Regions from separate parts of the Homo sapiens genome. Here region 1 is linked to region 2. A link is a loop called in an ENCODE intact Hi-C map of the cell type or tissue named here. Cell type or tissue: heart left ventricle. All regions are shown on one strand. Region 1 overlaps ELL (elongation factor for RNA polymerase II). Region 2 holds the start of KXD1 (KxDL motif containing 1).

Region 1 (2,500 bases), 68 kb after region 2:
CTGCCCATGGGCTCCCGCTGCGGGGAGGACAATGTGAGGTCACCACCAAGTCAGGCAATGACCTGGGAGACAGACGGTGGCTTGAAGTGTCATATTAATAATAAATGTGAAGCTGGTCCCTGCTGTGTCGGCCCAGAAGAGTATTTTTACTCTCAGGAAACATGCTGCGTTTAGGGGCACAGTGTGGCAAAGTCTCCAGCCGGCCCTCAAATGGTTCAAGAAGCAAGTGTGTTGCTACATCTAAGTATGTGGATAATAGGCGTGGGTGGGGGGGAGGGGCAGGTGGCAGAAACGTCACAGAATATGGCTGTTCTTTGTACTGTTCTTGCAGGTTTTTTGTAAGTTGAGATTGTTTTAGATTGCGTCCAGGAGAGAAGGCGACAGCAGGGTTCTCTGCTCTCAGACGCAGCTGGCGTGTAAGCAAGGCTGTGTCTCACCTGGCCTGGCTGGCCCCGCGTGCAGGTGGCTGGAGGCTTGAGGGACCAGCACGGGCTCCACAGCGTGGTCAGGGCCAGCTCCATATCTCTGCTCAGTGCGCGTCTGGGCCCTTATTCTGTTGTCCTAGTGCTAGGCCATCAGCCCCAGGGGTCAGCAGAAACAGGAGGGACTGCTCCTCCTGGAACTCCCCTTTAGGTGGGAAGAGACCAACCTCGCACCCCAATCAGTGAGATGCTCACAGCCAGAGGCCGGGGCCCCAGTGAGCCCTCACAGTTGGAAAGCCTCTCTGATGACGCCTTGGGGGAGGTGTTGGCCAGGTGGATCCCAGGAGGATCTAGACTGCAGTAGGCACAGGGGTCACACAGCACTGAGTGTGAGTACCATGAAGGGGCCAGCGTGGGCTGCTGGGGGCTGCAGGGCTAAGCCTGCCGGCCTTATCAGGCAGCTGGGGTGTGCAGGGAGTGATCCAATAGATACTTGGGTAAGATTCCCCTCTGAGGAAACTAGAGAAGGTGCCAGAGCTGGCTGGGAGAGGCTCAGGTCTTGGATGGCAGCAGCCAAGAACCTGGGGCTCTTGACGTCCCAGCAGGAGTGAGTGGTGGTTGGGGGAACCAGGGGCTAACATGAGGGGGATGGGAGCACCCGGGGCGGCCAGCCCGAGGTCTGCCCAGGCCTGCATGACTTTCTCTAAATCTGTCCGCGGTCAAGTGGTTGTCTGACCTGGCTGAACTTCAGCATTCTCTTGAAACTTCTGGAATTGTGCTAGCGTTCCTGGGAGGACGCCCCCTCGCTCACACCTGCACCATGTTCTGACCTAGATCCACAGCACACTTGGCAGAGCTCCTGCTGTCTCCTGCTTTCTGGTGTGTGTCAGCTGCTAGGCAAATACCCAATCCATGTCACCTTGAGCCGAAATTGGGCGCTTTTATTTGAAGGCAGGTGACAAAACGTTCTGTAAAAAGAGCAGCTGAGATTTCAGACTCCAGCTCCCTCCGGCTGTCAGGCAAGGCTCCTCCACACCCCCTGCAGGTGGGATGACGGAAGTCGGTCTGCAGATGCAGGGACCCGCGCCTGCACAGCTTCAGTTCAGGACTCTGGTCAGCCGGTCCAGGACGCATGACCTGCGCCTGTGAAGAGTCAGTTTGTCAGTTTGGAAGGAGAAAAGACACATTCTGACATAGCAGGGTGCCATTGCCTCGTCATTTTGGGAGAGTCCTGTGTTTCAGCTCAAGCCCTGCCACTTACTGAGCTGGTGGCCTTAAGCAAGGCACCTGGCTTCCCTGAGCCTCAGTCTCCTCCTTTGCTTAAAGTTGGCCCCCAAGATGCGCAGCCCTGTCCATAGAAGGTCCCTGTGATCAGGCTTTCCTTTGCTTGAAGTTGGCCCTCAAGATGCACAGCCCGGTCCATAGAAGGTCCCTGCGATCAGACTTTTGAGGGTGTGTGGGCGCTGAGCACCTGGCAGAGCATGTTCTGTTCTAGCCCCCGCCCCGTGGATGCTGGGAGCATGCAGCCCCTCCCTAGAGCCCTGGATCCTGAGCCCCAGGGCCTCCTGGGTACTCTGAGGTTTGGGGACTTGCCCTGGGCCAGCCCTGGCCAGCACATGCCCTGCTGGTCACAGGCTGCCTCTGCAGCTCCTATCCAGCTTGGCAGTGCCACGTGCTTCCTGCTGTGTGGTCTCCTTTTGGCTCTGTGGGAGCTGTGCTCTGGGTTCTATGCTGCTGGTGGGGAGGAGTCCAGTTTGGTGACATTTCTTGTCAGGCCGTTTGCTCTGAAGGACGGGCATCTTTCTGGGAAGAAGTCAGTTGGCGGATCTTGGTGTACGCTTACCCACGACCTAACCCAATAACAGGGCCGATCCTTTTGTGAGATAAGACCCAGGTGGAGAGGCGGGCTGGGACCTACCTCTCTCCCTGCTCACCTGCCGGGTGCCTTCAGGCATGTTTCTCAGGATGGGCCCACCAGGTGAGGATGTCCACACCATACCACACTGCTGAGGTTATTACTGGGCAGAGACCACGGTGGACACTTGCCAGCCTGGTTGTGGCCAGAGTGAGGTGGGGCC
Region 2 (2,500 bases):
TACACAGTGAAATTGACCCAGCAAGAGCTCTGATCCCAACTCCAAATGTAGATTTATTGAAGAAACGCAGAGAGGTAGGCTGTTTGACCATGGGAGAGCCACTTCACCCTTCTGAATCAGTTTTTTCAACCATAAAATGAAAATAAGGTAGAATGAAGATCTCACAGTGCTGTCTGTGGCAACTGAAACCAAAGGTGATAACGACTGGAGCTCAGGACAGGCTGTTTCTCCAAGAGGAGTGTGAAGAAGTCCCGGGAATCAACATTTTGAGAGCATCCCAGGGGCCTCTAAGAATATATTACGGGCAAACACTTGTAGAGCACTTCATTTCATCCTCAATCACCGTTACGAGGCAGACACAATCATCTCCGAGTGAAACTGAGGCTCACAGGGGCGGGCTCCGTTGCCGAAACTCACAGGGAGAGGCAGAGAAGCACCACGGTTCTATATCCAGGTTATTTAACAGAATTTAACTCAGCCATCCAAGCTCTGAAAAACCCCAAGTGGGGAGGGGCTCAAATATCCCCTCACGCCCCGTCCCCTACAATACAGGGAAACTGAGGCACAAACCGGGCAACGCCCAGCTCCAGGTTACACGACACACCCAGAACACAGGAGGCCCCAATTCCTATGCCCCTGATCCGGATCCAGATCCAGCCCGTAGCGCCGCCTGCGTATCCATTGAGCAGACGGGGAAACTGAGGCCTGTGCGCAGCAGGAATGACCAGATGTGGCCAGTGGCGCACCCCACCCCACCGCAGCCCGGGGGCCGCGCCCGACCCGGACCGGTTCCCCGCGGCCCTGGAGTCCCCAGCCCCACCCCAAACTCGGCCCCGGCGTCGGTAGCGGCGGCACCTGCACATCTGGCGGCCTTGCTCGCGCTTCCGGGATGGCGCCCGCGCCGGCGAAACGTCACCACGCACCGATCCTGCGAGCGCGCGTGGCGGGGACGTACCCTGGAGCCGCTTGCGTGCGTTAAGTCACGACAGGAAAGGGCGGGGCTTAGACGGAGCTTCAGCTCGTGGGTGCATCACAATGAATAGCCAATCAAACAATTCATCTCGCGCCTGCGTATTTCCAGAAGCCCAGGCTTGAAAGCGGCCCGGAAGAAGGAAGGCTGAGAGAAGTGTCCCATTTTGTAGATAGTGTGACTGAGGTCCCAGAGTGGTAACCCTCCCCAAGGTCGTAAATGCTACAGTGGTCAGAGGCCAAACCACACTCAGGTGTCCTGCTTTCCAAGCAGGGAATTAGACTCATCTGTGTTCAGACATCCCTGCTCCACTTTTGCTGATTTTTTTGGTCCAAGTTTCCTTTTTTTTTTTTTTTTTTTTTTTTTGAGACAGAGTTTCGCTCTTGTTGCCCAGGCTGGAGTACAATGGCGTGATCTCGGCTCACCGCAACCTCCGCTTCCCAGGTTCAAGCGATTCATCTGCCTCAGCCTTCCGGAGTAGCTGGAATTACAGGCATGTGCCACCATGCCCGGCAAGTTTTGTGTTTTTAGTAGAGACAGGGTTTCTCCATGTTGGTCAGGCGGGTCCCGATCTCCCGACCTCAGGTGATCTGCCCGCCTCGGCCTCCCAAAGTGCTGGGATTACAGGCATGAGCCACCGCGCCCAGCCCTGGTTTCCATTTACACTTCCACGTTGTTTTGGAGTAATGCGCTGGGGAATTTTTTCAAAAGGGTTTACAGGCTGGGCGCGGTGGCTCACATCCTGTCATTGTAATCCGAGCACTTTGGGAGGCCGAGGCGGGCGGATCACGAGATCAGGAGTTCGAGACCAGCCTGACCAACATGGTGAAACCTTGTCTCTACTAAAAATAAAAAAAATTAGTCGGGAGTGGTGGCGGGAGCCTGTAATCCCAGCTACTCAGGAGGCTGAGGCAGGAGAATCGCTTGAACCCAGGAGGCAGAGGCTGCAGTAAGCCAAGATCGCACCACTGCACTCCAGCTTGGGCGATAGAGCAAGACCACGTCTCAAAAAAAAAAAAGAAGGTCAAGCTAAAAAATGAAGAAAATGTATTTTAAGTTCATGTTAGTTTGTGTATACGAGTACCAAGTTTTTGTAATAAAATGCCTCACAGCTACAATTGGAAAAAAAAAAAAAAACGGGCCTGTGGCCCGAGCCTGTGGTCCCAGTTTCTCAAGAGGCTGAGGTAGGAGTATCGTTTGAGGCCAGGAGGCAGAAGTTGCAGTGAACGAAGACCCCACTCCAGCCTGGGCAACAGAGTGAGACCCAGTCTCAAAAAACAAACAGGCCCGGCGCAGTGGCTCACGCCTGTAACCCCAGCACTTTGGGATGCCAGGCGTGTGGATCACCTGAGGTCGGGAGTTTGAGACCAGACTGGCCAACATGGTGAAACCCCGTCTCTACTAAAAATCCAAAAAAAAAAAAAAAAAATTAGCCTGGCGTGGTGGCAGGTGCTATAATCATAGCTACTCAGGAGGATGAGGCATGAGAATCTCTTGAACCTGGGAGGCGGAGATTGCAGTGAGCCGAGA

The links. Peaks named below come from ENCODE experiments on the same cell type or tissue, not always from the same donor. Only the 100,000 strongest peaks of a DNase experiment are listed, where the experiment ranks them.
Region 1: a loop joins it to region 2, with 2.1 times the contacts of the local background. A loop is called at or near these places in 10 of 110 quality-filtered maps.

The regions. Positions count from the first base shown.
Region 1 is chr19:18,487,979-18,490,478 of GRCh38, reverse strand. The region is part of intron 1 of ELL (elongation factor for RNA polymerase II); the gene reads left to right. Among named protein-coding and RNA genes, the nearest start is that of ELL, 33 kb to the left of the region's middle. In heart left ventricle, a CTCF peak has its summit at 1,463; no DNase peak of the experiment used is centred here.
Region 2 is chr19:18,556,270-18,558,769 of GRCh38, reverse strand. KXD1 (KxDL motif containing 1) reads right to left here and starts at 900. Exons shown (of 5, transcript NM_024069.4): 1 at 856-900. RefSeq lists a silencer at 642-801 and enhancers at 292-1,081, 1,082-1,873. In heart left ventricle, no CTCF peak of the experiment used is centred here; a DNase peak (open chromatin) is centred at 949; H3K4me3 peaks cover 1,552 bases; H3K27ac peaks cover 1,629 bases.